4 separate regions of the Mus musculus genome follow, and all the other regions are linked to region 2. Evidence: chromatin loops called from intact Hi-C (ENCODE). Cell type or tissue: left cerebral cortex. All regions are shown on one strand.

Region 1 (8,000 bases), 60 kb after region 2:
CGTGTTTCCACTCATTGGCTGAGGAGCTGGTGTCAGAGGGGTGAACTGTCATGAGCTTACATGGTAGACCTGGGATGTAAACCCTAGCTAACATTTATCCCTCCTGCAGCAAGATTGCCAAGAGCAGTACTAGCAGTGGGGCCACCAAAGCCACCAAAGCTACCAAAGCTACCAAAGCTCTATCAATTACCAAAGCCCTACCAGGGAGCTGAAAGTTTTTCCCTGGAAGGAAGCTAGTGATTGTTACGAGAAGACTGCTTCACTGCTTTCTTAACTCCAAATGGAGGTGAAAAACAGGCAGAGCTCTTTAGAAGAATCTGGAAATGTTCCCTGGCAGAGCTAGAACACATGTAGATTAAGAAAATGGATCTCTTTCTTAGGATTCTGTGAAGCAGCTAGGAGAAACATCGATTCAGCCGTTCCCACTCCTGGAGGCTCTCCCTGAATTGACGATGCGTAGAGAGGGAGAATGGAGAGTTAGCTGGTGGCCAGCCATGCTGGGTCAGGATGCTGCTGAGCTGAGTGTCCCCTGGAGGGGCTCACCTCTGCTGCACGCCTGTCTGGGAGCAAAGCATGCCCAGAGTTGATAAATATAGATCGGCTCATCTTGAACCTAAACGGAAGCTCATCAAAGAGAGCTAATTACTGCACTAGTTATTTACATAATTTAGATGACAATCTTGAAAACACAGTTATAGTTCAGAGATTCATGACTTTAATCAGGTTACAAGTAATAAGAATAACACTGATCAAGTCAGGCTGATTTGCACAAGTCTGAAGTATACAGGTCAGCACCTACATGGGGCACAGTGTGCCGGGGTGGCGAGTGGTCTCGGCTATCCTCTACAAAGCAGGGCAGTGGATCAGAGCAATAGTCTGAAAAACAGAAATTGATCAGGACAGTTGTTTGAATGTGGAACCAGGCGAATCGGTAACTCCGTTAATCAAAGCACGTAGTGGCAGCATAAAAGGATATATCTTAGTAAAAGCTTATTGGGTGGGAACATAGTATAAATGGAATGATTTTATTACCATGAAGCCATAAAATTCGATGTAAATGCAAAAATAAGAAATATAGGTAATGTAGCATTTGGGGGTATTCAGGAACAAATATCCCACAGATGCAAAACCTTCCAGGCTGGTTCTCAGCGATTGCTTTTGCAACTTGGCACCTCATCTCCCCTAGAGGCTCAGAAGTGCTTCGCCTCCTCCTGTCTTCCAGTAATCATAGACTTGTCTTCCAGGTGGAACTTAAGGCTATCTGGGTAGCGTAGAAAAAAAGATGAGTTTGGGTCTGGAGTTCCAGGGTGGCCACCGACTCCCTGGCACGTATGGGACACTGTACTTCTCTCGTCCCTTGTATCCATCCGCGTCCAATAGGCAGCACTAAACTCCTCCCTCCCCTGAAGCTCGTTCTGTTGTGTTGCCTCATGGAGGACTGGCTCGGCATTCACTCGCCTCTTGGCTTTGCTGTTCGTGTGGCATTTGTCCTGCAGTCAGAAGTCTTGAGATCGAGTGCTAGAGCTGCGACTTATTGGCGAAGCTCCAGTTTCCCTATCTTTGGTGCTAAGGCGTGACATAAAACTGACAGCTGGGGGTGGCGGGCCTGGTGAGATGGCTCAGCGGTTAAGAGTGCCGACTGCTCTTCCAAAGGTCCTGAGTTCAAATCCCAGCAACCACATGGTGGCTCACAACCATCTGTAATGAAATCTGATGCTCTCTTCTGGAGTGTCTGAAGACAGTTACAGTGTACTTGCATATAATAAATAAATAATTAAAAAAAAAAAGACTGACAGCTGAATCGAGCCGATAGAAAAACGAGAGGAAGTGGTGGGGCCCACTTACAGCAATTATGCATGCTTCCCCCCCCCCCAGAAATTAAGTTTGTTGACAGTGGTAAAGACAAAGATGTGACCTTCTCCCCCTGCCCCCCAAGAAATCATAGCAAGAAGAGCCTAACGTTCCTCCCCAATTAGAGGTATCTATTTTGGCCTTCAAGGGAGTGAGATACAGACATCTAATCTCCTAAGACAATGCCAGCTGCTAGTTTGTGTGTCATCGCATCTATCATGAGCAAATGCATCAAGAGTCTAAAATTCTTGGGAAGATTATAAAGATCAGCCCTAGACAAGGTCTAATGGGCCAATGGGTTGTTGAGCTCTCCAAAAGAGAAAATAGAATGTGTGTCTTTAATTACTTCCCCTATGCCAAGGGGACTTTACTTTTTTCTGTCAAGTTGGATATAAGTCATTGGGACTCCTCGTAGATTTTTTTTTAAAGGATTGTATTCTCTTGTAGCTAAATCAGTAATAACTTGTAATAAGATTTCTCACAGATTTCGAGTGTTAGTGCTGAGTAAGGCTCTTAGCAAGCAGGCTACAACCCACAGCTTCTCCTTGCACAAATGAGGGAAAAGAAAAAAAAAAGGCTTGGGAGGGGTAATCACCGTTGGGCAATCAGGGGCAGAGAGAAAACTGAATTCTTGTCACAATTGAAAGAGATTTTCTGATTATAAAAGATTCAAGAGATTGTGGTTGGGAATTGGCAGACTAGTTTTTATCTGATGGAGAAAATTGGAATGTGCACGGACTGGTTATGTTTCTAACCTCTCTCTCTCTCTCTCTCTCTCTCTCTCTCTCTCTCTCTCTCTCTCATCTCTCTCTCTCCCCACCCCAGCTGAAGGGGCCCAGGGAAGCACTGCTCTGGCTGTTTTGACGAAACGATGTATCAGAAAGTCAGAGGAAATATCAGTGGTCAGATCCCACTCCCGCTGGAGGAAGGCTGAAGGTTGGAGCCCCAGGTTCTAGGTTAATCCTTCTACCAATGGGGTGTTTGTTCATCTTCCTGCCTAGTGCCAGTCTCTTTGGCTGATCCATATAGAGTCCCATGAACGTGGCTTCCAGGGCTGGGAAGCTGGGCTGTGGTCTCAAGGCTAGAAGCTTCTCCCACTTCTTCCACGGCAACTGTCAGTCATTTTTTTCTTTTCCTCCTCAAATATTCCGTAGAGTGATTTGGGGAAAGTATATATATATTCTGTCAAGTAACATCTCATGGCAATATTTTAATAATTCAGTAAGCTCCAAGGGAGGCTTGTTCTTTCATGGATTCCTGTTAGCCCTCAAGGTGGTGGATGCTTCCAGAGACACTGCGGAGGAGGGAAAGGAAGAGCGGAGGGAACACCTAGTCTTCGGGTGGGTGTGGCCTCCTCAGCAGCAGTGTTTCCTGGCTTCTGCAGGAGACTCTGCAGACCAGGCGACCCCTATGAAAGGGTTGTTTGACCCCTAAAAGGGGTGTGGAGAACCACAGGTTGAGAATCACCAGTCTAGTGGGAAACTGAGCCCCATTTCTTTATACCATCCTGAGAACTGTGTTTTGATCGTCTCACATTCTCTCCCTAGTTTCTTGCCAGCTCATCCTCAAGACTGTAGACTGGTGTCTACAAGGATGTTACCCGTATCTATAGTCCTTATTAGAATGAGCTGGCCGGGCCTTTCTTCAGCTTGAAGTCACATTCAAAGTACAGCCTACCTCTCCAAGATAGTCAGTGTAGTGAACTGAAAAGGTGTGGAAGACAGATCGCAGTCCTAAACACAGACAATGTCAAGAAATTCTCTCCCTCCCCAGTCCCACCAACTCAGTCCCACCTCCTCTCCTCAGTGGTGGCTCACTCCTTTCTCCTTCACCAGCCATCCGCTGCCCTGCCCGAAGCAGACCTAGCCAGGCTCTCTGGTTCTCCTCACACAAAGCCCAGGCTAGAGGTCTCGGCTCTGAATATTTATGTCTTAATTCTGTGTCTCTTGGCTTGTATTCCTCCCTTCAGTGTTAGTTCTGCTTTGTGCAAATAGCTTCATTTCCATGACAGATGCCTTTGCAAGGAGAATGCTTAGATATGGAACCGGCAGCCTTAGAGAGCTGTACCAAGCTCACAGGACTCAATAAACAAGGGGTGACTGGGTTCACTGCCACAAAAAACAAAAAGCCTACAGCAGCCTGCAGGAGCCCTGAGTTCTTCCGCAAGCCTGTGGCAACAGCTCCCTCTGCCTGAAGAGCCCTTTGTCCTTTTGGTCTCTTGCTTTTCTTTTTCTTCCCCAGTTGTTCCTTTCCCTCACCAGCTGTGAACAACAGCTCCCGCAGACTCTGTCTGCTACAGAAATGGTCTGACTTCTGGTGTGAAGGAAATGAGAGATGAGGGGGAAGGACCTGTGTGGCAGGGGCCGTGAGTATAAACACATACTGGATCATACAGATATTGGGAAGGAAACCCCACACTCCCCTCCTGAAATGGAAAGTTAACCCTTGCAGCCAAAGCACGATGTGAAAATGAAGCTCTCCCAAGTCTGGCAGGGAGAGAGATCTAGAAATCATTCTTGGAACTTGCAGTGCGGCCCAGCGCTGCAGGCATCGAGGAGGGCAGAGGAGGGGGTGAAGATCCCCAATAAAATAAACCACGAGAGAGATTTTATGCGAAAAAGATAACTATAGCTGACAGGATCAATTTCTTGGTACAGGAGGGGTCAAACTACTTAGAAAGCATCTGTGAGGAGAGGTGGGATGGAAAGGCGGGTCACGTGCCGCTCCAGGCCCCTCCCAAGTCAGACTTGTACTGGCTGAGGTACTGCCCCTGAAGCGCACGTGGGAGGAGTCTTCTGATCTGAGCACAGCATCTGCCTGGTGATTCCTGCTGGTGATTGACTGATAATTAGACATACTTACTAAGCCATTTCAGGGAACTTAGGGAAAGAAAGTGATGTTGCAGGGATATCTGAAAGTGAAGAAGAGCAGTTCTGAAAAAGAGACAGAGTCTCATGCTACCTTCCCCCCATAATCCAACTCAAAGTTCAAATCTCCGGTGAGTCCCCCTGCCTGGCCACCCAGACTTCATCTGACATTCAGAGTCAATGGTCTGGGCTGGGCGAGTAGTGCTGGCATCTGCGGGTCACACGAGCTCTTAGGATTCTAAGGGGCAGTTATGATGAGAGCCCTGAGTCAGCCCTTCATAGTCCCTGGCTGAGTCATCTTGCTTTCAACGACACTTCTTCCTAAGCCAAGTGCCTGCAGATGGTGTGAAGCCCAGTCACACCGAGAGCTTAGTGACTTGATGATTGTCTCTAAATAAGGAGTGATGCAATCTCATTTCTATTTTAGGAAAATGACCGCGTAGGAAAAATGGCAGCGGGACTGAGGATGGAGAGCCCGAGGCTAGGGGAACCAGTTGGCCACTTGACCAGTGACAGCTATCAAGGCCGTGACTGACGGATAGGAGAGGCTGAAAACATGGCTCAGGCAAAACTGACAGTTCTGGCGACTGTGGCGGGGGCAAAGGCAAGAAGGGTTGAGCTTCAAGATGGGAAGTCAAAGTCAGGGACAAGACTAACCAAAATGAGGCCAGTGGAGCTGGAGAGGGAAGGACCCCATCTGCCTGAATGCCTGTTTCCTGTTCACATCCTGGGCCCCTAAGGGCAAGGCAGGTTAAACAGAGGATAATTGGTGTTTGCGGCTAGACTCAGGGCTGCTGGAGGGTGGGGCTCATCTTCTCCCGGCCTAGCACCTACAGCAGTCAGCACATGATTGACACGCAATGTCTCTTGAGTACAGAAATGAGTGGCAGACGAAACTGGAAACAGTCTCACTGGAAAACCTGAGTTTTTGGGGTCAGTCTATGACAAAGATGACTTCACATAGAAGCCAAGATCTCTATGAAAGCCAGTATGGTTTCTTTCTATATGTGGGGAAAGAGGAGCTATGCCAAGAGCCTGCGATGCCATTGGGTCTCTATCAATGTCACAGTCTCCTTGGCGTGGAGGAGGGAGATGGGGAGGACCTGCAAGAGGGTCTGGTTAGCAGAACTTAGACAAAGGGGGAACGTACCACTCAGCTCTACCACATAGGAAGGGAAATGCAATCCTCGTCTCTCCCAGGCTCCTTCAGCTTACGGTTCCATATAAAACAGTGACCAGCAATTGGGCTTTGTGGCATGGTGGCTTCATCTCGGCACACCCCCAAGCGCCCACCTGACCTAAGGTTTTCAAAAGCCATGCTCTTTCATAGATAACAGAACCCCGGGCCACTTCCTTCCCTGGGAATATCTGCTCTCTATAGAACTGCAAACCATTGCATTCCAGTTCTCTCTCTAGAACCATTTAGCAGGCTTTCCTAGGAAGCACCCTGTAAGCCACACACAGAATCCTTTGGCTTCAGGCTTGATTTGGAAAATGTTTTGATATTCTGAGTTTGTGATCCTGCAGTAAGTAGTATTAAAAAAAAAAAAAAAGGTGTAGTAGATTCGTGTCCAGCTCATGAAGCACTGTGTGTTGGGAGAAGTCTGCTTGGCAGCCAAGTTTTTGGGAAGCAGGTACCAGTTTATCCACTGCAGAACTCAGCTCGTATCCTTGTGTTTAGCAAGAGGACTGGCATTTTAATTCACTTCACCGGAGCATGCCTTTCCCCTCCACTGGAGCCACAGGTGCTGCAGTGATTATGTGAAACTTACTCCTTGGCCACAGACAAGTGCAGCAGAGAGGAGTGCAGGGTGTCTTTGTGAAGACTAGCGTAGCCAGAGACTTGTTCTTATATAAGTCTCCACCACTGGCCTCAGGCTCGTCCAAACAGCCTCATTATTCAAGTCAGGGCTGGCCAGGCTGTAGGCGAAGCTGCCTGGGTGGAGAGCGTCTGCCTCTCCCCCCCCTGCAGCTCCCCACTCTCATTGTGCCTCCTCCCCCTCCCGGAGCTCGAGCCTGAGAGTGCTCCATTTGTCTGCATCCTTTCTTCTAATGCACGCCTTTCACTTTGTCTCGGTGGTAGCTGTGTTCTCCCACTTCTCTCTCTCTCTCTTTTCACCTAATAATTATAAAGAAAACATTAGCAACAAGACTTTCCCTCCCCAGGCCTCTTTTATCTACTTAAATAGCCTTGACTTCAGGACACTGAGTATAGCACATTCATTAATTTTTAATGTCTCTTCTTGCGGTTGCTGACTTCCAGGGTCTGAAGGACCATGAACAATGGTCTCCTGAACCTTTGGATGGAGCCTGTTGTTGTTGTTGTTGTTGTTGTTATTATTGTTGTTGTTGTTGTAGGCAGGGTAGAGATGAAGGAATAATGGAGTCTGATCAAATAAATATCTGTTATCTGAAATAGCTCATTCAAGGTGAATATGGATTTTTATCACATTAAACCCAAGCCTGTGAGCCAGAGTTTTTGTTCCTGGATATTATTAGCAAACAGAAAAATAATTCTAAGAGATGGCAGACTGCAAGAATCATTTCTCAGAGGAACTTGGGGGACAGGATGCTATGCATCTGCAGGGCTACCTCATTGTCAGTGCCAGAGTCCGGAAATCTGGCAAGGACCTTAGATTTGCTGCTGGCATTCCTCAGAGGTCCACTTCTGTTTTGAGGTGTGTTCTCCTGGTGTAGGTGGGATCTCACCTACTCTTGCAATGTTCTACTTGAGCCCTACCATCCTTGAACTTCAAATGTGCTGTTTCCCTTAAGCTGCAGAACCACATAGACAGATCCTGGGACTATACGTGTTCCTCTGGACATTTCCAGTCTCACTTGGATCATGCTCCTTGGAGGGTGGATGATGATGCTATTGCCTCTCACACTCATGAGCTGGCAATCTTAGAGTCCTTCTGGGGGGTTTTTCTCTACAGCTCTCCAATAACTTGGCTGTGAGTCCAGCTGCATAGTATTTGTCTTACTTCCACTCCCTTGCCACCTCTTGCTTGGAAAGGCAAATCTTGAGTGAAGTTCATGCTGAGAGTGGACTTCTCTGGCCAGTTCTTCCAGAGTGTCATAAGAACCATAGTTTCACATCATAGATCTGATTTACTCACCACACAAAAGTCTACAGGTGACAAGAACTGTGTAGAGGACCCAGACTCTTCATGCATCTGATATCCTTTGATATTTAGCTTCAGTTTATCTTGTTAGCCTTAGCTTCCAGGTCAGCCAGATGTGCAAGCAAGATGCTCACTGCTCCCCAAACTCTAGTCTTCG
Region 2 (8,000 bases):
CTGTGGCAGAAAGGAGAGAACAAGGAAACAGCCCAGGGAAACTTTCCCAACACCCAACAGAGGCTCCTCTTGTTTATCCCACGGTATGAAATTTTCTGAAGTGGGGAAGAGAAGGTAGAAGGAAGGTCACTCATTGAGAGAAAGTTTAGTCCAGAACTCCAGTAGACTGTCTCAGCTTCCCTAGTTAGTTTCTGCTGGATGTCATGCCCATACATTTGATGATGTTACCTCTGTCTGTTTGCTATTTGGTTTTCCTTGGAAGACTCACCTGAAGGGGTGCTGTTTTGCCCAGTGGAGCATGCCAATTGACTACCTTAGAGAGGTTTCTTTATCCATCTCTGCTGGATATTTTGAGTACTCAACTCAAACAAAACAAAACACAAAACAAAACAAAACACCCTGAGTGCTGTAGAGGATTTTCTGAGCTGTACAGAATGTGTGGGAAGGATCTGTATCCCTCTACCCAGCAGAGGAAAATTCAAAAGGCCCTTCTTGGATCTGTGAGAGCAGAGCCTTCGGCTCGGAGAGCTGACGGTGACGGGGAGGCCTCCTCAGTCTGTCCTCCAGCTGGTCGTATCCCATCTTCACCTGACAAGGACAGGGTGTGCCTCCTGCACTCCTGCACTGTACACAAAGGGACTCAGGTGCCACCGGAGGGCCACTAGGACTATGGATGGATGAAAGAGTAAAACAGAGGTCAGGGAGCTTCTAAAAGGTCACTTTACCCACTGTTCATACTGTCAGTTGGATTGGGAATTCAGTCCACCTCCCACCTAGCCCATACTACCCTGGCTAGGAGAACTCTCAAAGTGTTCATCTTGTTTCAAATTGGAGGCCAGGATGGGCTGTCTCTCCCTTGAGGCAGCTCTGCAGCCTCTTCCCTCTTCCTCGTCAATCTTCCAGGGTGGGGAACTCATGGAGGTGACTGCTGGAAGGGGTCCCCTAGTGAGGATAATGGCGACAGCTGGCCTGCAGATGCAATGTCTGGGGACTGGGGGGAGGAGAGTTGGGGGGGGGGGAGAGGTATGAGGAGGGGGAGGGCGGTCTTTCTAACTCCCATAGCTTACATTTCAGAAAGAAGTGAAGCGGCCACCCTGGGTGTGATGACTCAGATCTGGATCACTAGGACTTTGTCTAGCTCTGAGATCCAAGTGTGGGTGTGTGGGTGTATAAGTGTGTGTACACAAACACATGCTCACACATGTGCACACAACTCCCTGGAGAACTATCAGAATGGTGGGAATGATCTTCTATCCCATCTCATGCATTTCAGCCTGAAATATGAGCAGAATAGTCTAGAAATCTCTTCTGATTTCCCCAAACCAGCAGGTACGACAAGGTGACAAGAAGAAAGGTTTGGTACCATAGAATCTGGCAAGTTAAAGTTGGCGAGTGTTGGGGCTGGCGAGGTGGCTTGGTGGTTAAGAGCACTGATTGATCTTCCAGAGGACTGGGGTTCGATTCCCAGCGTCAACATGGCAAGTGCCTGGGATCTGACACCCCCTACTCCCAAGAATGTAGACAAAAACACCAATGCACATAAAATAAAATTAAATAAATTATTTTTTAAAATGTGGAGACTGTTGTACCTCTCCCAGGAGAGTCTTTTCTGGACTCAGTGGCTCTTCTCCTCCAGAAGGAACTGGCTGATTTCACCATCCAGCTTAGAGCACGTTCCTTATGACACGTGCCAGTGATGGATTGGTCACTGAAGATAGTCTAGTCCCCAAAGAAGAGCTTGCTCTAAGCCACGTGCACCCTGAGTCCTGCAGTCTAGTTTCTTTGGTGTGAGTCCCAGAACCAATGACCTCAGGCTCAGGGCCAGAAAATATGTGTTGGCGCCCATCCATCTCCTGCCCACTGCCAGGCTGGGGCTCTTGGCTCTGCTGCCTGACAGCTGGGAAGGGAGGGGCTTAGCTTGGCATTCATTCTTAACACTGGTGTTCCCATCGCTGCTGGGGTTCACTGGGAGAGAGACTAAGTGCCAGCACAACAGATTTGTTTCCTTTTCCTTCTGATGACTCATTTTTTACCTAGAGAATAGGGCAGGGGTAACGGGTTGGTCTTGGCTTTGGCGTAGACTAGCTCCATGCCTTGGTGCATGGCCAGGGGCCTTTTCCAATGAAGTCTCTTCCTTTTCCAGGAGAGGCCATATTCTTGTATGAGCCAAAGGAGAGGCACAGATGTCAGCGTGGGTGAGAGAGCTCCAAGTCCAGCTCATTACGTCTACATCTACCATTCAGGGCCAGAGCTGTGGGGGAGGCTGGGCTTTCCTACCGGACACTGATGCTAGCAAGGCTGAAAGTTTCCCTTGTGGACTGGGCTTCGAGGCACCATGGAGCAGTGTACTCCACTGCCTTGCCGTTCATCTCCTTGTCCAACCACACATCCATCTATCATCTATCCATTTGTCCACCCACCTATCTACCCATCCTCCCACTCATTCATCCATCTACCAGTTCATTCATCTACCCAGCTATCTTACCACTCAAGCATTTACCCATCCATCTTCTCCATCATTTAGTGACTCTTCAGGAGCCTCATCTTGGCAACATGGCTCAGAGGTCAAGGGTAATGTCTTAGTGAGGGTTTCTATTGCTGTGAAGAGACACCATGACCGCTGCAACTCTTATAAAGGAAAACATTTCATTGGGGCTGGCTTACAGTTCAGAGGTTTAGTCTGTTATCATCGCTGCAGGAAGCATGCGGGCAAACATGGTGCTGGGGAGGTAGCTGAGAGTTCTACATCTGGATTGGCAGAGGGAAAAGAGAGTAACAGTAGGCCTGGCTTGAGCATCTGAAACTTCAAAATCCACCTACAGTGACATATCCTCCAACAAGGCCGCACCTCCTAATAGTACCACTCCCTGTTGGCCTATAGAAGCTATCTTCATTCAAACCACCACTGGTAGCTTCCACGTGCTTGATTTAATGGTTCTGAAGTATTTGTGTGGCTCCATTAGTGGGGAGTGGCATTGAGGCAGAGGGAGTGGGTGACGAGGCCTGTCTCACCTTGAAAGGCTATAGTGTTGGTCAGTCCCACAGGACACCTGTTTGCATTTGATAGGAACATGTCTTGATAGGAACATGACTTCATGGGGAGCTGCAGAGACAGCAGAATCACAGGGATACCTCCTGGAGCTGGGTTTTGGTAAACAAACAAACAAACAAACAGCAAAACAAAACAAAAGAATAACCAATAGTATCTGGAGGTAAAGTCTTTACCTCTCAGGGTGCAGTTATCAAACACCACACAACAAAATCATTTCATGCTATATCCTTGGCAGATGTGTGTGCCTGTATTTTCAAAACCCAGTGCTTATTCCAGCTGTGTTCCTCAGAAACACAATCCAAGCCCACAGAGAATGAAAACGAGAACGCCCATAGGACAGAATGCGAGGTGCTCCGAGCTCCCCCTGGAGTTAGAGAGAAAGCTAGCTCACATCTTTTGTTCCGACCCTGCATTCCTCTGGAAGGGCTGTTTCTTCAGGGCTTTTCAGGAGGCAAGGGTGAAGGGCGGGCATGTATGTGACCTCCGGGCCTGGCTTGAAGCTGACAGCTGCCTGAGTCAAGGGAGGTCCCTGCCAGTGCTCCTTGATTCCAGTGCTCTGGGCAAGACCTGAGAATGGCCTCTCACACTCCTGAAAAAACAAAACAAAACAAAACAAAAAAACCTTTGCCTGCCTCCTCAGTTCTGTTTCCTGAGCAGCCTGGCAATGTGTTGTCTCAAACAACAAAACAGTACAAATGGCAGTTTAGTCTCAAAGGAAATACCTCGCCTAAGGAAGAGTCTCACCATGCCAATTGTGGGACGATCGTTTTCCACACCAAAAACACACAGAGAAATGTTGGCTGTCAAGACACAGCAGCAGCAGAAATGCAAATTTCACTTAACACCAAGAGAGCCGAGAAACCGTGCTCTGTGAGGGTGGCAAGCCAAGGGTGCTCAGCTCCGTTCCCTCTGCAGGCTTTGGCACCGCAGCTTAGGAAAAGAGACTCGTGCTTCTCAGCAGAGGGCATCCCCAGCACTGCCTAGCAGGTGGCATTCCTGATGCTCACAATCGCTGGGCCCCTTTGCCAGGCTTCCCCAGCAGGTTAATGCCGAAGTGATGATTAGATGTGGGTGACAGACTGAAGTTCACACCCCTCACGGCCTTCCTTACAAATCCACAGGGACCCGGGGCTTGCTTCCACCCACAGAGCTTTCTGCTTTGCTTGCTGCTACTGCCTGAAGTGGGCTGCTGGATCCCATTTGTATTCCAATTCCAAGCCAAGCTGGCCTTGCTTAGTAGAGAGTTAGAAAGTGCAGGTGCGGTTTGTAACAATGACATAGCCTCTCTCTAGCGAAGGTGTGGTCCCGCCACACGTGAACCGAGCTGGAGCTTGCCCTTCAACGAAAAATATCTCATTACTCAGCCTCTTACTGACATTTCATTTGCAAGTGGAATACTGCAAATGTCTCTCACATGACCTCCTCTGAGTGTGGGGAGACTCCTGGTTGCTCATTGCTTTGACTGGCCACTCCCCAAACGCACCAGTGCTAGTATCTAATGAATTAGCTTCCTGACAGAAAAGAAGCAACTTTCCTCTCATGTGACATGAAAATAATAAATAAAACCAAAACTGATCAACTTTCTATGTTTAGTACAGAGATGCTGTCTGGATACCCAAAGTGTAGCCTAAGACACAGACCTTCTGTCTGACAGGGAAGCAGTCAAATTCCAGTTGTAGCATCAGGGAGCTTCGGTTGGCATGGATAAGTTTACTCTGACACTCCATTTTCTGGTGGATACTTGAAAAACAGGACTTAGAATCCCAGACAAATGGAATAAGGACACCCCACTACTTCTGCTAGTTACAATGGAAAATCCTGGACAAAATACGTAAAAAGCTAACTACCAGAAAACTCTGTATTATAGAGAAAAGACAGTGGGCAGACATAGAGGGGTGTGTGTGTGTGTGTGTGTGTGTGTGTGTGTGTGTGAGAGAGAGAGAGAGAGAGAGAGAGAGAGAGAGAGAGAGAGAGAGAGAGAAAGACTCCTGTTTATGATACTAGCTTGTGCACTAAAGCCCAGAATGTGGAAATGTCAATGGGCTCACTTCCTAAACATGACTTCTCTAGCTGAAGCCCTGGGACAGGGAGGTCATGCAGGACACAGCTCTCTGCAGCTCCTACCATATACCAAGAAAGCACTGAGCCACGCCCTTTTCCCTGGTGTCCTGGTGGTGGATGTGACTCAAGGGTCTGGGTTACTCTTTCCTCAACTGCAATGGTAGGCCATAAATGATAACTGGAGTGACTTAGAACCATCTGGGAAGAGAGGCTTAATGAGGAATTACGTGGATCAGACTGGCCTTGTTGGTTGGTTGCCTATGTAGGAAGACTCAGGCCCCCTGTGTGGCACTACTTAATAGTAAATAGAGCCTTTCTTCATGTAAGTGTCAGAAGAGGGTCAGTGACAGCTGCCTAGAGGCCCAACCAGTGCACTCCTTTCTTCCTTCCCCTGACTGGATGTCATGCGGCCCGCTGCTTTGGTTCCCTGCCTTGACTTCCTCGATGACTGAGGAGAATAAGCTAAAATTGTATTTGTCAAAGCAACAGAAATGAAATTAGAACACCTTCCCACGGAGGGATGGACATCCATTGCCCTGCTTGTCATTGTGACCACATTGTATTCTTCTCTGAATCAGGACATTGTCAAGATCTGTTCCAGAACTCATGGGCAGGCCCCAAGTGCCTCGTGAGTGAATATGATCAGAATCAACAGAGCAGCTAAATCTGAGAACCAAAATCAGACTACACAGGTTTCACGATGAGCCCTGAGTGATACCCAGGTGTAGAAGGACTGTAGGTCCTTGGGCTCACAGATAAGCACCATCGAAAACAGGAATGCTAAACAGGCAGGACGGTCTCTTCAAAGAAGACATGTATGACTTGTTTTACTGCCGGGAAGGCAGTTCTTGAATGTGGGTAATGGCCTGCTGGCCTTTGACATATTAGTACGGCTAGGCCACACTGCCTTACCCCCAGACCCTTACCTTGTTTATGATAAGCCTACTTTATTTTTAAGAGAATCTAGAGAATATCTTTATGGAAGATGTCACCTGTACTCCAGGGTCTCAATGTAACCATGTAGTAAGCTTTGTTGTGCACACAGGGACTGAGTTGATTATCACCAGGAAAATTTTTTCCCAAAATGCCTGAATCTCAGTGTTTGCACCAACACCAGCTACTGTTATATTGAATCAAACCCCCTTCTTGTCTTCCCTGGATTGATACTCTGTTTTCTGGCCATGATATTTGTAGAGATTCCCCACACCCAAAGAGGGCAGAAGAGAAAAGCAATATAAAGACCTTGAAATGAAAACCAGCCTCATATCCACAAAATAAAATTTGTCCTTGGAACCTAGATGATTGGTTTTGTATGAATGTGGAATATTGAAGTAAGTGCCATAGTCTCATGACATAACACCCCAACTCTTCAAGACAAACCTTTTGTAGGAAGAATAGGAAGAAGGATAACAACATTCTTAAAGGGTTTATTTATAACGGTCATAATGGTGACACAGCTCTCAATTATGAATGTTCACAAAACAAACTCTCAGTTAAAAATTCAGATGATATAAAGAAAAAGTAAGTAGAAATTACAGAAATGAAGAATAAAACGAATTCTAAAACTCAAACAGCAGGCTCACCTTCAGAGTGAGATGACAAAGGAAAGAAATAGTAAACTAAGACGTAAGTCAATAGAAGTGATTGGATTTGAACAAGGAGGAAAAGATATTTTATAAATTGAGTCTCGAGGGTCTGTGGAACAGTGACAGGGCGTCTATCAGAGTCCCAGAAGGAGAGAGTGAGAGGCTGAGCAATTACTATATGAAATAATGTCAGCAACTCTCAAAACTGAAAGAGATACATTAATGTGTATGTTCAAACAGCCAAGAGAAACACAAACAGGATAAAGTTAAAGCTATCCATATACACACATCATCAAGTTCCCAAACATTATAGAGAGAATGTCTTACAGACAGGCACACGGGAGCGCCCAGTATGGGACGGGGAGTGACATAAAGGGCAGATTATCTCTCATCAGAATCCAGAGGTGAGGAAGAACAAAACTGTAAGCCCTCAGTTCTATATCTAGCAAACTTCCTTCAGAAACAAAGGGAAAATAAAACCAAAAATCCTCCAGTGAAGGGAAACCGAGACTGTTGTCCATGCATCTGCCTAAAGAATTACTGTGTAACACTTTAAAGTCAGAAAGCAAGTGATAACAGAGAAACCCGGGAGCATTCGTCATGATGGAAGGTGGAGGGGGAGCGCCCAGCCAACCATGAGCACGTGGCTCTCCTTGCGTAGTCCCCAGGGCTGGGAACGGTCTGCTCTACATAGCAGCATATTCAGGAACAAAAGTGGGGATAATTCCATTGCATCCACCCTGGAAAAGAATGGATATACTCAAAAGACACCCCTGTCCCCCCAAAAGCAGATTTAAATCGTAAAATGCCAACAAGTTCAGTAAGAGTAAAATCTGAACACACCAAATAACGAATAGAGGTTAACAGCATAGATTTAAAAACCATGGCTTAACTCTCATGTTTTCCGTGGATAATCACTTGAAAGTACTAATATAGAATTTTTTAAAAACATGAAAATAAAAACCCCTGCAAATGAATCAAAGGGAATACCGAATGTGTTTATATCAAGCAGTGTGGACTGCTGTGCATACGAGATTGCCAGAGGAAAAGAAGGATATTATACAACAGAGAGAAGACACATCCTACAGAACGTGCCACCCAATTTCAAGTGTCTGGAGCATATGCTTTTGTTTGAGCCGAGGGTTTTGGAAGACTAGAGGTGCAAGCTATACAGCAAGATCCTGTCTCAACAAATAAAAACCAGGCCTGGGCTTAGTTGGTAAAGTGTTTGCCATGCAACCTAGGTTTTTTTTTTTGTTTTTTGTTTTTTTTTTTTTTTTTTTTTTTTTAAAGCACCACCA
Region 3 (8,000 bases), 850 kb after region 2:
TTTTCATTTTGTTTTCACAGGGAATTAGAGTTAAAAGTTTGCATGAGATTCAGAAGAGAGGTTGAACTTTGAAGTTTTAAACAATGCTGCTACTGTGATCGACTATGGGGACTTTTGAAGTTGGACTAAATGTAGCTTTCATTATGATATGGCTACAAGCCTATGAGAGCCAGGGAGTGGAATATGGTGATTTGGATGAAAATGCCCACCCCCACCCCCACCCCCATTAACCTCATAAGGAGTGGCTTCTCTGGAATGTACCGAGGAACAATTACATCTGACCTAAGTGAAGCTTTTGTTTCTGTTAGGTAACTCTTCCCCTTTGGCCTCTCCCAGACCCCGGCAGAAGCCTTAGAGACATGGGGATGGGAGTGCTGGACTGTAGGCTCTGGAGCTGTTAATCCTTCAAGTCTCTCTACCCCAATCCCAAGGTACAGAGGCAATGGAAGCAATTCTGCCATGGTTTTAGAATCTTAGTGATAGAAGGTAAACATAATTCTCTCAGGTCTTCTTTACTAAAATTCTCTCTCCCTTCTCCCTCCTCCTCTGCAGGAAACTGGTGTGGGAAGCCACATGTGCCATTGCAGAGTGGCACTGACTACTGCTGGCCATCACGCATAAGTTTGGACAAACAACCAATGTGTACATATGCAGTAAAGTTTTTTGCAAAGACACTGCCTGGCCCGGGCATGATAATGAGGCTTTGAGAGTATAACCAATCAGATGTGAGACACGCAAATGAGGTATGATAATGAGGCTCTGTGAGGTACAGAGAGAGAGAGAGTAGCCAATCAGATGAGGAACATGCAAATGAGGCTTAGTGCATAACCAATCCGGGTGTGAGACACGCCTCTCCTAGGCCTATATAAGCAGCACCAGTTCTGGGCTCAGGATCTCTTCGCCTCTGCAATCAAGCTCTCCCAATAAACGTGTGCAGAAGGATCCTGTTGCAGCGTCATTACTGCTGGCCAGTCCGGCGCACGCAAGAAACTGGGCCAAGCAATAACATACCATGGAAAAGCTATTTTCTGTAACTCTCTTATTCCACAGAGGCTCCCTCAGGTTTAGTTCCAGGTTCTTCCTTGGAGACTCCTTGGTGAAATGAAAACTTCAGGGCTCATTGGAAAGTTGGTTGGATGGTGTTTTGCTGGAGCAAACACATGAAGGAACGTTTAGCTGAAGCAGACAAAGGTTAAAACAAACACATGAAAGGGCATGTGATGAAGGATTCTTTGCTAACAACACGCATGTGTTGGTCTGCCTTACATTGCATAATTGAGCTGCATTTGTCAGGACACCAAAAAAAATTCTGGTGGTGTGCTGCAGTTCCTTGCCGCTTCCTCAGACTTCAGCTAATGGACAGAGTGATGTCAACTTAGATGCATGTGCTGAGGCAAGACCCGTGGAGGTCACTTGATGTTGGGAGGGTATAAATAGGACTCAAAGGACAGTGACAGGCTAATCTAGGCTTGCTTATAGAGCTAGCTGTACTACGCATGTGGGTCTCAAGTCTTCACTGATTTTCACTGCGTTGGAAGAGGCACAGCTGCTCCTGGTGTCTCTCCTGATCCCTCCTGCTGACTTGTGCGGAGGCTGAGGCCTGGCTGTCTCTGCTAGGTAGTGCCACCTTTGCTGATTCCTGTTTGCTTTCCTGACTCTACTGAACTGGACTGCTGGTGTATCCGTGAAGTATTTGCAAGTGGATCAAGCTGCCACTGCTAACCTGTGAACTGAATTGTCGATTTCCAGACAACACAAACAGAAGTTGCTCCAAAAAAACATTTCTAAACAGGTCCACTTCCCCCATATCCTTTCTTTCCTACTACCTTTGGTGGGTGAGGGCCTAGAAGGGAGGTTAAAGCATTTAAGAACTATCATTAAAAATAAGGCTTGAAAAAAAATTAAAGTTATACCTTGGTGTAGCAGTAAAGAACTTAGCTGACCCCCTACATACCTGTGGACATGCAGTCAAGTCTAACTTCCTAAAGGAAACATAGGAAGGTGATATTTCCCTGCATCTTATAATTCGGTAGTACTGAGAAGTTGAATAAATTGCTCAAAGTTGCCCATCTAGACATGTGGCAGTTTGGCTCCAGGGTAGGTTTGTCACCTAAGCCCTGGTTAAGTGTCCATTTCTCAGTAGAAGAATCCACCACCCATGCAGGTGTCACCCTTGACACAAAAACTCTAAGAATGCTAACAGTCGTCCTTTTGCCTGCTCCCAACAGCACTTTAGAGAAGGTGCACAGTGTGCTTCTGTAGTGGGTAAGGATTTCAGCTTCTCCCCGTAAACACAAGACCTCACCCAGTGAGTATTCATGGATCGACGTGCCTTTGAGAAGGCTTCACGTAGTGGGAGGTAGTGGTATTACCACTGTACTGGGGCCTGTGGGCATGCATCTATGCTCATGGATGATGATGTAGGAGACAAGGCCCACAGGAGAGCTCTCACATGAATGCCCTGGAGTGTGAAATGTTAGGCTAAGCCTTGTAAACTCAGAGAATTTACTAAGACAAATGGTTTACACAGAGACAGGTTTACCCATGCCTTTCAACATACAGTATCAGCCTAACCAGAACAGCCACTGGATTTCAGAGACGTGTTCCCTTGAAGGTTTTGGAATCTGCCATAGATACTTTTTGTAATGTTAATTCTAGGATAGTAACGCTCCAATGCCCTAGAAGAAAATCACGACAGTGATAAAAATCTGATTACAATAATTTTGTTCAGCAAAGAATCGCTCCAGCCAACTATTTAACAGCCACCAGAAAAGGAAAGATATGACCTGTTTGGTTATCTCTCAATTCAGGCAAAAAGCAGGCTGGGATGGACTCTGGAGCCTGGTAATGAAGACCTCCATGGGCTCTTCTGTTCTCAGGTATCTTTAGCAGCTTGCACTGTAATGTTATGGATACCATACTCACCTGTGGAAGAAACACCCACAACGAAGGGTTAGCCCAGTGATGCAAATGTTCTTAAAGTAGCAGCTTTCTCTCTCCTAGCTAGAGCCTCTGGAGCTGAAAGCCGCAGAGGTAACAGAGTGTAATCCATCCGCACTTCATCTGGAAACAGCATCATTTCTTTGAGCTCTCTGGAGACCTCGACTAGAAAAAAAAGGCCCAAGATGCCTGTCAGAGCCAACAGTGCCTGTCTTATTTTATACATGGGATGAAATATAAGACTCTGGGCTCCATTAGCAGCAGGCTTCGTTTTCACCCCAGGAAAGTGGCTTGACATAACCACATCTTACTTGTTCTTTCTTACATTTTTTTTAATACAAATGGCCTTAAAAATCCCCTCTTCCGCTCCCCACACCACAGCCCCAGGCACCTAGAAGCCATATCATCAGATTTTATAGCCAGATAATGCGGTCCTGAGAAAGCTGCCTATGTATATGGTTGAGGTTTTTTTAAAAGAAAAAAAAAATAATAATAGCAAGGCTGCAGCCTGATAAAAGGAAGAAGTTTGCTCTCTAGTGGCTGACTTAGAAAAGACTCTGGAATCCACACAATGAGCTACGTGAAAAATAAGAGGGGATTTGACAGTGCTATCTGGGCTACAAGGTCTGAATAATTCTTTTGGTTTTATTGACTTTTAGATGTATTTTTCCTACACTGAAACACTATGTCATACCAAGTGTTTTGTGAATGTTTTTCCTTACTGAAGTACTTCTTATCATTAAGTCATTCCAGTTCTAAAGTTTAAGGGTAGCAATTAAGTTTCTGCTGTTTTATTAGCGTGTTGTACTTTTCAAAAGCTCTATGGACTGGTTTAATACCATATAATTAATGTTTATTATAGACACATTGCCCATTAATATAACATCATTAGCTCCTTTTAAACCATTTTTAGATCTTTTCAGAAAGATTATTTAGCATAATTAATATGATGCTAATTAATATCATTTCATTACTCTTCTTTCTATAACAGCTCCGTTTATAATATTTTACAATATGAATTACAAAATAAGAAAAAGACTGTTCTTTATGCCTCGCTGTGAAACCACCCACCTCCCTTTGTGATTTGCTTTTCTATTTATTCTCCCACAGTTCTGCCTCTTCCTATCCAAATCCACACTACTTCCCATAGCTTTCTTCTGTAGTGCCTATCAGACCATGGGCAACTGAGCATCATCCCCGAGATCGTAAGCTTTGAGACTTATTGAAAGTAAGGGGGATGCACAGGAAGATTTCACCTATACAGTAGATCAGGCTGGCCTTAAACTCTTGAAGATCCATCACAAGTGCTAGAATTAAAGTTGTGTGACAGCACACCTGACTTAATTATTTGCTCTTATTTTACCTAGGCAAGGAGAACCAGGAGACATAAAAATGTCTAACTTCTTCAAGAGGTCCAAACACAGAGAAAGCAAAGTACTAGAAAATGTAAGGATTGGTCATGGGGTTCTCACTGGGGTAAGGGCACTGTAAGGGGTTGTTAGCAAAGAGAATGACTTATATTTATGAAAATTATCCCAGCTACTATGTGTAGAGAAAGTGCCACTACAAGGGCAAGAGGCTAACAGAGAACACTTTTGGAAATGGTTGTAGACCTGCAGCCTAGAGAAGTCAGGAGGTTAGACAAGAGCAAGGCAGCTAAGTTGCAGAAAGTGGACAGACTTCTGCCTTATGTTAAATGGAGCTAAGTGATGCTGCAGCCAAGCTGGGGGTGGGCTTTGGCTGAGCAGTGGGGAAGAGGACCACTGAGGACCACTTAGTAGAATTAGATGCTGGGAGAAAGGCCTGTTGGGAGGATGAAAGCTGAGGAGAAACGGGGTTCTGATCCAATTGGGTGTGGTTCAGTTTAGGAGTCCATTCCAAATGAAATGTCAAGTAATCTCTCAAGAGGGGATTTCTGCACGACCAGGCCTCTTTCTGTCAGAAATGTGGAGTTTAGAGGCAAGTCCAGATGTGTGATTCACGTTTAGAAGAGCTCAGGGTACGATTGGTCAATCCAAGGAGAGAATTTGGGTGGAGAAATGAATAGGCCAGGAGCTGATATTGGGCACATGCATATTAAATAAAGAAGGTATCAGTACCAGCCAGGGAGACTGAGCAGACTCGATCAGGAGCAAAAGGAAAAGTAGAAGGCCACCAAAGAAACAGCTAAGAACATCAAGTGAGAGGCAGATGCAACTGTGACCATCAAATCTGGCAAAACCCAGGTTACAGGTGACCTTGAAGAACCCATTAGGTGCAGTGATAGGGACAGAAGCCCCCTTGTGTTTGTGTCAGTTTCGAACAGGCCTTTAGAAATTCTTTCTCCATTTGGCTAGGAATGGCCCCTTCTTAGAATAGGAAACAAAACACCCATGGAAGGAGTTACAGAGACAAAGTTTGGAAGTGTGACAAAAGGATGGACCATCTAGTGATTGCCATATCCAGAGATCCATCCCATGATCAGCTTCCAAACGCTGACACCATTGCATACACTAGCAAGATTTTATCGAAAGGACCCAGATGTAGCTGTCTCTTGTGAGACTATGCCGGGGCCTAGCAAACACAGAAGTGGATGCTCACAGTCAGCTAAGGAGCTAAAGGGATCTGCAACCCTATAGGTGGAACAACATTATGAACTAACCAGTACCCCAGAGCTCTTGACTCTAGCTGCATATGTATCAAAAGATGGCCTAGACGGCCATCACTGGAAAGAGAGGCCTATTGGACACGCAAACTTTATATGCCCCAGTACAGGGGAACACCAGGGCCAAAAAGGGGGAGTGGGTGGGTCGGGGAGTGGGGGGGTGGGTATGGGGGACTTTTGGTTTAGCATTGGAAATGTAAATGAGCTAAATACCTAATAAAAAATGGAAAAAAAAAAAGAAATTCCTTCTCAGAGCAACCAGAAAATGCAGAAAAGAATAAATAACTGAGAAGCCGGCCCTTGCTGAGCTTGCTGATCGTTTTGGAGGCTTTGATCTAGAACCATCTTCTACGAACACTTCCATAGTCAGGGTGTCCAGCAAAAGGTATTCCTGTGTGTAACAAACGGAGCTTTTCTCAGGCTCACAAACAACTCATCTCCACCATAGATTAGATGGTGAAGTTACAGCAAGTTGAGGTGGAGGAAAAGAATAGCGAGAAAGAGATAGATTTGACACGTAGGATGGAATTTAGGAAGACATAGGGAAAGACGAAGGGAAATAGGGAGAACAGTGCCTGAAAGGAGGGGGATGTTTTTAAGAATCAAAAAATAAAAGGATCAAAAACTAAGAAAAGAAAATATTTAAAACTAGGAAAGAGGTGCTGGAGAGACGAACCGGTGGTTAAGAGCACTGGGTGTTCTTCCAGAAGACCTAAGTTCGATCCCCTGGACCCACATAGCAGCTCACAGCTGTCTGTTATGGCATTCCAGGGGGTCCGACACCCTTACGCCAATGCATATAAAACAGAATTATTTTTAAATCGTAGGAAAGAAAGGATTAAAATTGAAAATTATTAAAATAAGAAAGGAAACTGTTAAGAGTATTTTTCTTCCTAGATGTAGCTCAAAATAAAACTTTTAAATATATGCCAATTTCAGAAACAGAATGCATGTGGTATATGTTCTACTTCAGATTATGTATCCAGGATTAAGGAGAGAGTATACTATGCAGTCAGGAGGGATCTTGCTGTGAGCAGGATTAGGGGAGCTGCTTGTTTTCTGAGAGTGTAAAAGTATCACATAGCTATTTTAAAATGTTTATGGCTATTCCCATACAGGTGAGTTTCAGCATAATCAGATCTCTTTTAATTTTTATTTTTAGATTATAATATAATCACATTCCTCCCTTCTCTTTTCTCCCTCCAAAACCTCCCATATACCTCCTTCCCACTCTTCTTCAAGTTCATGGCTTCTTTTTGCATCAATTGTTATATCAACAAGGCATGCTTTCTCTCTTGTTGAGCAGGTCTTAAGCCAAATTAGAGAGTTGTTGGTTGCCACCAAGGAATATGTGCCACCACTGCACCCAGAGGGTTATCATGCCAAACTGGTCAAAGATATGATTTATAGGCATCATACCTGGACAGGGCTACTAGTTGCCTTTCTCCTTTGTAAGCTTGTGTGGTGCCTTCTGGTGCCATGAAAGCTAGTCCTCAGCTTAGTTCCAAGTCATGGATCTCTCTGAGCCCTGTTTCTAAAGTGCATGGTGTCTTCAGCAATAGCAACTTAAAGTCCACCACTGGGACCAACATAGGGCAACAGCAAAATGCTGTATGTTTTGGGAGTCTCTTGGACAGCCCTGATCAACAAGTCAGAAGAAGATATCTTATGTCTGGTACTGGGGTGGTTTCTCTTAGGGCACTTTGACTCTTAGAGGGAGCATTTGCCAATCTAGGTTAAAAATTAAAAAAAAAATAAAACTGTATGTGTATGTTTATACATGGAATTTGGCATTATAGTTTTGGAGGTTTTTTTAGGTAAATATTTTAAGGTAAATATTTGATTTTTTAAAATGTAGGTAAATAGTATCATTTCTTATGGCCATTTCAGACATCCTTGCTGTTATTTCACTCACTTCCTTTCTCCTCCTGGGTTTATGTCCCTCTGCCCTCCCTAAAGGGTCCCACCTTTCCCATTTCCCATATTAGATCCCTTGTATCCTGCTATTATTCCCCTCTACTCTGTTCCTATCCTACTTCTGTATTTTTCTTGCTCTACCTCCCTGAGGAGAACTGCTTTATCCCATCTTCCTGATCAGAATGCTTGTGCTCTGCTATTCCCCCTGTCTACCCACCCTGTCCTGGCAGTAGAACCATTTTACTTTCCTGGTTTCCGAAGTTACTATGAGCTGTGTTTTCACATCTGAAGAATTAGAGCTAACAGACTCCAATATGAAAGAACATGTGGGTTACCTCAATCAATACAATCTTTGCTACTTTCATCCACTTACCTGCAAAGTTCATGATTTCATTTTTCTCTTTACCACTGAACAGTATTCCATACTGTGTATGTGCCACATTTTCATAATCCGTTTGCTTGTTGAAGGATGTTTAGATTGCTTCTGTTTCCTATTGTG
Region 4 (8,000 bases), 710 kb after region 2:
CTGTTCGGGTCTCAGTATCTTCTTTGCATCCTGCCCAACTCAAGAACCTCTCTGACTTTGTCCTGTGCTCCCTGGGGATTATAGGCTATTACCACAGTAAATATTATTACACAGGTAGGGCGTCACTAGGACTTGTAATTTTTCTCTTACATAAATAATCTGAAGAAAATTAGCAAGATTTAAATTTTCGATAAATTATCTGGTAAGAAAACAGCTATAGAAGACATAGATATGTAATATTTCATTAATATCCAAAATATTTTATAAGGAAATGAAAATCTTAGAAATTGATTGTAGAAATAAAAACAAAATAAAACTAATTATCTTGGAATAAATTTAATTATCTTAAATTGGTGTTGTATAAGCTCATATTGAGTGTTTCTCAGTATTTATTCCAAGTAGATTTCATATCCTTTAGCATCAAAATGATCTTTTCTGCGCACATGTGCATACATGCATGCATGCATGCATGCTTGTGTGTGGGTATGTGTGTGTATGTGTGTCTGTGTGTTTTTTTCTCTTGTCTTCTAGGTAACAGCTCCTTCCATGATGCCAAGCTTTCACTGATTTGAACTTGGTAATTCAATTCTCATTCCTTCCTTTCCTCTCATGTAACCAGTGCAGATTCTACTCATTGTAGGCTACAGTGGTAGATTTTAACATCACTTTTTTTTTTTTTTTTTTGCTTGGTTTTTGGTTTTTGTTTTTTGTTTTTGTTTTTTGAGATAGGGTTTCTCTGTATAGCCCTGGCTGTCCTGGAACTCACTCTGTAGATCAGGCTGGTCTCGAATTCAGAAATCTGCCTGCCTCTGCCTCCCAAGTTCTGGGTTTAAAGGCATTCGCCACCACTGCCTGGCTTAACATCACTGTTTTGTTGTTGTTGTTGTTATTGTTTTTTTTGTTTTTTGTTTTTGTTTTTGTTTTGGTTTTGGTTTTTAGAGGTAGGGTTTCTCTGTATAGCTCTGGCTGTCCTGGAACTCACTTTGTAGACCAGGCTGGCCTCGATCTCAGAAATCTGCCTGCCTCTGCCTCCGCCTCCAGAGTGCTGGGATTAAAGGCGTGCGCCACCACGCCCGGCTATACATCACTCTTAACTGTCCTTCTTCCATCAGAAACCCACATCTGAGCTAGTCTGGCTAGATGGAGATTGTTGTTCTCTGTATAGCTTGCTATGGAAACTTTAGATTCTTATCTTGTGGGCCATAATTACTTGAATACAGGGTTAGGGAAGAACTGTGGACAGTAAAGGATTCCTGAACTTGATCAGCCAAAAATTAATTCAGAATTAAGCTCAAAATGAATCCGGCATATTTCACGCAGCATTTGCCCATGCTGTGTTTATTTCTTGGCTTCGTTATCACCTTGATTGTGAACCCCTAACCTGCACACTTGGTACTGCACATTGTATCACACCATGCCAACACACATCCCTGAAGTACCTTGACTCACATGCAGAGTTGTTGTATGTTATAAATGCCAGCATTTTATTGTGCATATACAATGTTCTGCTCCTTGTAGAGACATATGGTTTAATAGCGGAAAACAAAGATTTAATAATTTGTATTATCCTTCCTCAGAGTGTAAGTATCAAATCAGTATATCTTGGATTGGATTGCTTGAATGTTTGATCTTTCTAAATTGCTATGCGAGTTTGCTGACTTAAGTTTTACATACCCCGCCCAAAATAAAACCTCCAAATTAATTTTAGCTTGGGATTAGGACAGAATTTCCAACAATTTTTCGAAGTGGCTCAAAATATAGCTTCTGTCATTCTGTAATGCATATTTATATGGAACAGCAATCTTGGCATTAATTATTGTAGAACAAAACACAAATCAACTGAAAAATGTTGAAGCAGCTCTGTGTTTTACACTTGGAAATGTTCAGCCAAGATCTAATTCTTTGTGTAAAAATCGAAGCAATGAGGACATCCGTCTCATTGTGTGCAAATTCGCTTTAGTCTCCAAAATAAAATTTATGTAAATAAAAATTGTTTTAAAATAAATTTGATTTATTATCAGTAAATGTCTGATCTATACACCTGTTTAGTGGCATCTAAAAATTTCTTGAGCAAAAAGGACTGCTAGGAAAGAAAGAAAGAAAGAGAGAGAGAGAGAGATCGAGAGAGAGAGAGAGAGAGGAAGGAAGGAAGGAAGGAAGGAAGGAAGGAAGGAAGGAAGGAAGAAAGAAAGATTAAGAAGCCTTGAGTTAAATGATCCTGCCTTTTTTCTGGACATAATATTTCAGAGAGTAAGTTCACATACTGCATATGTTGGAGAGGAGTGTTTGGTTCTTTGGTTTTAGGGGTGTGTGGCTAGCTGGGACTGGAGAGACTGCTTATTCAGTAAAGTGCTTGCCAAGCAGTCATGAGGATTTGAGTTTGAGCACCACAAGTCATATTTAAAGGCCAGGCTTGGTAATGCATCTCCGAAATCCCAGGGCTAGACAAGCAGAGACAGGCAGATCCTTGGAGCTTGCTGGCCGCCAGCCTACCCTACTGAGTGAGCTGCAGCCCAATGAGAAACCCTGTCTGAGAAGACAAGGTGAACCTGGCCTCCACAGGCATGCACCCTACAAACACATGAAAACACTCACATGCGTTCATATATGTATATATGCAGGTACACAAAAGACCAGGTTATTGTATTGTCTCCTCTAAGGTATATGCTCATAGAAAAGTATTGTCTCTTCTAAGGAATATTCCCATAGTTGATTGAAATAAGGAAGGACAGTGCACATAATGATCGTTTTAGCATTAAAAAATGGTTCTAGTTTATCAGTCATCCCCTTCTTCACACCTGCTCGTGTCCTAGCTTTTCTGTCACCTCAACAACAAAGGACATCTTGGCTTTTCTATAAAATGTACTCCCACACCATCCACCTACTGATTTTGCTCATGTGGCTTGCTTTGTTTTCCTGCCTAGTAGACCCTACCACCATAACCAAGGACTTCAGCCAGCTCTGCCTGCACTAATCCCTTCCTCCAGCTGGGTGGAGAGCTTGGGTGTGAGTATTGTGGTTCCCATGTGCCACCTGCTGGTCTCCTGTGTCACTACCTCCGAAGTGCCGCCATAGTGCCATGTTGTGCCTGAAGAGAGGGAAGGAGGAGCCCTTCACAGGAAAACACAAATAGACCCCAGAGTCTTGTTTGGAGGTTGGTCAACTCGTTCTCACTGTGACTTGATAGTAGAAATGGAGAAAGAAGTCCCCCAAACATGTAACCCATGTTTAAAAATTCTTAATCCTCAAGGCATCTCTAATCACGCATCCCCCTAATCCGCAAGACGATGCTCAAAAAAGAGAAAGCAAGAACAAATTCTGTATTCCTATCACAGTTGAGGTTTGTGTCGGATGAACAAGTAAGTAAGGATTGAGAGTCTGAATTTCAGAGCCTATGTCAGTCTCTCAAATGAACTAGAGAAGATGGAGGAGGGAGGAAAGCTGAGAAAGACACAATACACCAGAATTATTACTTAATATAAATTTAATTATCCCTATTTAAAATGTTGAGCTTTTTTTTTCTGTCATTTAAACTAGCCTGTCTAGAATTTTTATGGAGCAATAAACTAAACTAGAAAACTCATTGATTATACATTTATTAAGAATCAGATGAAATCTCTAAGATATAAGGAAGCTATCTAGCCATAACAAAATCAAGCCAATGGCAGCAACTCGGCTCATAGCCATGACCCAGTGAGGTTACTCAGAGATCTCCTGAGTCTGACTGCTGATCTCTACCCTAACCAGGCTCCCCAGCTAACCGTCAGCATCAATGACTGCACGGATGCTTGTGTTTCCTCCTGGGGAGTCTTCATCGTGAGCATCCCTAACCTCATTTCTGAATTTCTAGATGTGTGTTTATGTCTTGTTTTAAGAAGTATTTATTTCACACTGTGATATATTTCAAGCATTGTTTGATGTAAAATACCTTCTCTCCATGTCAAAGAGAAATAAATAAGTATGTTTCATTCCTTACCCAAAAGCCAAAGGAACTACTCAGGAATGCCATCTTCCCCAGCATCCTCCCACCTGGACCCACACCAAATTCCCCCTGCTGAGACACAGGTCTCAGTGAGGTATGAAATCACAGCCCCCTTCTCCATACTCAGTTTTAAAATTCTAAATAAGATATAACTATGTAAGCTTTTCTTTTCTTAGCACTATACTTCTGGGTTATTCCAAGGGCATTGGTAATTGGAAATTGGTATTCCCACAGCATCTTAGTTTCTCTGTATTTAAAGTGGGGACGCACATCAGTATGTTGAGAGAATTACATAACTGCAGTGTGGTAAACACTAATGATGGATTACCGCTTTTGAGATGTGATATTTTATCCCCATGTCATTGACAAGGGCAAATGTACTGCACTGAGCTAAAGCACTTAACATCCGTCCTTTCAGCATAAGTAAACACTACGTGCCAACCAATAAGCACGGAGTAGGAACTCAGGGTTAAATAGGCATACAGTCCCTACCTTTACCATTCCATAGGCTGATCAGGACCAGAAAGATAAGCTGTAAAATTCTGAAACTACTCAGCTGGTTTCTTTTCTTAAAAAGCAGTGTATCATGGCAATGGAAACAGCTTTCTCCTCACAACTATGATGCAATGAGCTCTGCCCAAATCGTGCAATTCTAACCTTAGTGTGAAGGAAGCATACAGCCAATCAAGTGGGATCGCCTAGAAGAGAGTGGAAAGTCTTTAGTGTAGGTGGTCATGGGTGCTCAAGATAAAAGCTATTTCAGGGGCAGTCTTAAGCTAAGGAAGAAAGGGAACCACAGAATTCTGCTGTTCAAAAGAGGTCTTTAAGAAGACATGTCCTACATAGGTGTGACGGGTACACCTTTATTTAATCCCAGCACCAGGGAGGTAAGAGTATGCAAGTCTCTGTGAATTCAATGCCAGCTTGGTCTATATATCGAGTTCCAAGCCACCCAGTCATACAAAGTAAGATCCAACCTCAAAAGTGTGTGTGTGTGTGTGTGTGTGTGTGTGTGTGTGTGAGAGAGAGAGAGAGAGAGAGAGAGAGAGAGAGAGAGAGAGAGAGAGAGAGAGAGAGAGGTTTCCATTTTCAGATGAGGACTCAAGGCTCTGGTTGGTGAATGCCTACCTGTAAGAATGCTTAATGTGAAGATTCCTTACCACAAACCCTCCAACCTCCAAACCCAAATATAAGAGAGGAAATAGAATCAACCGGCTATACATTCATAAATTGAAGTGAGTAAGTAGCTTTTAAACATTTCAAAGTTAATCCATAACATAGATTTAGTTGACTACGACACAGCCTGGAGTCACCTGGGAGGAATACCTTAATTGAAACCTTGCCTACATTGGATCGGCCTATGAGATGTCTGTGAAGAATTGTCTTGATAATTAATTAACACAGAAGGGACCAGCTTCCTGTTGGCAGTACCATTACTTGGTCCTCGGTGATACAAAAAGGTTAACCAAGCACGAGCCAGTGAGGGAGCCCGCAAACTTTCTCTGTGGTTCCTGATAGATTCTTGCCCTTACTTCCCTCAATGGTTTGTGACCTGGACGTAGAAGCCAACTAGGACTCACCTCCTCGTGTGAAGTGTTTGGCACAGGACTTGGCACCTGGTGCGTGCTTATCAAAAAGGAAAAAGGAGATCGCGGCTTGGAGAACATGGAAATCAACTCTCCAACGTGTCTCCTAAGGCTGCCTCCACTTCCACATTTTCCAGGGCGACCTATTTCTGCCCGGGCAGGTGGCTTCCCCTGTCGCACAGGAAAGAACTGGTAGGATCAGGAAATGAGCTCTGGGCGCCTCCTGAGAGGTCCTTCCTCTAGCATGGACTTCATCCAGCCCCTGCTCCTCCGGCCCCTAGAACTTTGCTTCCAAGTGTGAAAATTCATTTCTCAACCCTCAGTCGGTGGGCGGGGTTTGTGGAGAGAGGAAAGGTCATGAGTGGAAAGGCAATCGCTCTGGTCTCGGGGTTGACAGCTCCCGATCCCGCGGGGCTTCAACAGCTTTCAGATTTATAGCCCCATAACGGCAGAAATCTGCCTCCTGGTTAAAGCCTTGGGCCCAGGGGGCTTCTGGGTGAGGCTCGTTGTGAGCTTCTTTATATCTCTAATGCCATGTTCCCTAAATCTGTGATATTAAAATGCTGAGAAAACCAGTGGAGGGTGATTCATGCCCCGGTGACACTGACAATGAAATTCACTGAAATCAAATTTCTCCTAAGCCTGACAACAACATCGGGCCAGTGCCTTCCTCAGCAGCGAGGCTGGATTTGTTTGCTTTCTGCAACAATTTTTCTTTTTAATGTCATTATTTTTATTAGTTGGCCTAATGTTTTTATAATGTGCTTACAGTGCAGGCTCCAATCCTGCAAGCTCTCTGGGGACGTGGTGGCTCACGCTTAGTAACCCCAGAGACTTAGGTTTTGCACAAACCCCAGACACCGGAAGAAAGCAGTCTCCACTCTTTCCTTCTCCAGTCCCGACCTGACAAGAAACCAATGATAAACAGATAGGAGCCTGAAATTGTTTCGGCCCCTTAGAGCAAAGCTCTGACATTAACTAATGGCCCCAACAAGCCCTCCTCTTTGCCCGATGCCCATCTTCCAGTTATTAATAGATGCCTCTGGTTGCTTATATCATTATTTCTGTCAGTTCTGGCTCCAACACCCACCATCTGCCCTAACATAATATCCCATCCTTATTTATTTCATAAGTGTGAAACATGAATAAATGATACCCTACCTCCATTATGGAAGATTAGCCATTTATAAAAATAATGTAGACCTGATATATTTTCAAGTGAACATCATAAATTGGAGAATTATGGTTTGGGCATATCCATTAAAAAAAACAATTCCAACAAAAATGTTACAAGCATGTGTTTGGTTTGATAGATACATTTGTCTTAACTGACAAGATGAGACACAGGTTGCCTACTTTGGGTGTGCTAAAAGGCAGACTACTGAATTTTCAAGTATATCTATGATGTTTAACTTACTTTTATTATAATGGTTATGTTTAAAGAGAAATTTGATCATTTTCAATTAATCAACATGAGTGATAAGTGTTTTTATTTGTATTTTAAATGTGACAAAAGTAAACAGTCCTGCTAACGAGGTTGTGCCTACTTGGGGCTGAGTGATGGATACTGTGCCTCTATTCCTGCACACCCATCAGCATCACCATTTGGTTGCCTCATATTGAGGCTATCATCAACAAAAGTCCCCAGAACTTCCTTTAGAAGGACCAGAAGGAGCAGTCACCCTAGTGTGCTCTCATGGAGGCCAGAGGTGGATATCTTTCTTTACTGACCTTCACCATATTCCAAGTCCAGTTTTCTCAGTGAACCTTAACCAGAACATTGGGGCTTTCAGCTAGGCTGGAGGCTAGCAAGCCCCAGCAATCCAGTTGTCTCTGTCTCCCACCCCCTCAGCAACATTGCAGGTACAGGCATACACAGCTACACCCCACTTCATCTTAAAAACCTCTGAGGCAGACTTTTATTTTACCCAACTTTGTGCCAACAGCAGATTTGATCACTGGCTCTTATATGTCTCAATCTAAGTCCTTGACAAAGTTGTTCAGCGGGGCAGAGTCTGGGATGCAGTCTTGTACTTCCCCGTTTTAGAGAAAAATAAATGTTTTTGTTTGTCAGTGTATGCATTGTATGGAACACTCCCAATAAGCAAGATCTATCTGCGCTGAGAAAATCAATAACCATCAGCGTGACTGGACTTAGTGATGATAACAATAAGCAGTGACCACAGTCCAACCTGTGCCAATATAACAGCACAGCAGGGCAGGACAGCCACAGGGCATATGGCTGCATCCACCTCTGTGTTAAGGATCCAGATGGGAGAGGGAGGTGGGCTGGGTGGAGTGAACAGGCAGGAGCAGGGCTGAGGGAAGGGGCAGCACATAAATGAAAAGCAGACAGAGGAGAGTCTGGGGACAACGTTTCCAAATCAGTCTCTAGGACTATGAGGTCAATGGGCACGTAGCAACTGCCGACA

Evidence for each region. Hi-C counts contacts between places; a loop is a spot of excess contacts. Peaks named below come from ENCODE experiments on the same cell type or tissue, not always from the same donor. Only the 100,000 strongest peaks of a DNase experiment are listed, where the experiment ranks them.
Region 1: it touches region 2 in a loop (2.0-fold over the local background); 5 of 42 quality-filtered maps call a loop at or near these places.
Region 3: a loop joins it to region 2, with 2.4 times the contacts of the local background. A loop is called at or near these places in 2 of 42 quality-filtered maps.
Region 4: it touches region 2 in a loop (2.5-fold over the local background); 3 of 42 quality-filtered maps call a loop at or near these places.

Annotation. Positions count from the first base shown.
Region 1 is chr4:33,582,763-33,590,762 of GRCm38, forward strand. No RefSeq gene overlaps it. Among named protein-coding and RNA genes, the nearest start is that of Gm32955, 16 kb to the right of the region's middle. In left cerebral cortex, a CTCF peak has its summit at 4,026; DNase peaks (open chromatin) are centred at 374, 3,977, 4,626, 5,065 and 1 more place; H3K4me3 peaks cover 478 bases; H3K27ac peaks cover 935 bases.
Region 2 is chr4:33,522,808-33,530,807 of GRCm38, forward strand. No RefSeq gene overlaps it. Among named protein-coding and RNA genes, the nearest start is that of Gm52726, 17 kb to the left of the region's middle. In left cerebral cortex, a CTCF peak has its summit at 3,412; DNase peaks (open chromatin) are centred at 1,136, 1,911, 2,147, 3,424 and 2 more places; H3K27ac peaks cover 1,086 bases.
Region 3 is chr4:34,368,405-34,376,404 of GRCm38, forward strand. It overlaps Gm46882 (a long non-coding RNA gene), which reads right to left and starts at 3,425. Exons shown (of 2, transcript XR_001784527.1): 1 at 2,926-3,425; 2 at 1-1,147. In left cerebral cortex, a CTCF peak has its summit at 3,482; a DNase peak (open chromatin) is centred at 3,356.
Region 4 is chr4:34,228,458-34,236,457 of GRCm38, forward strand. No RefSeq gene overlaps it. Among named protein-coding and RNA genes, the nearest start is that of Gm33286, 75 kb to the right of the region's middle. In left cerebral cortex, a CTCF peak has its summit at 3,021 (motif pointing left); DNase peaks (open chromatin) are centred at 2,460 and 3,029.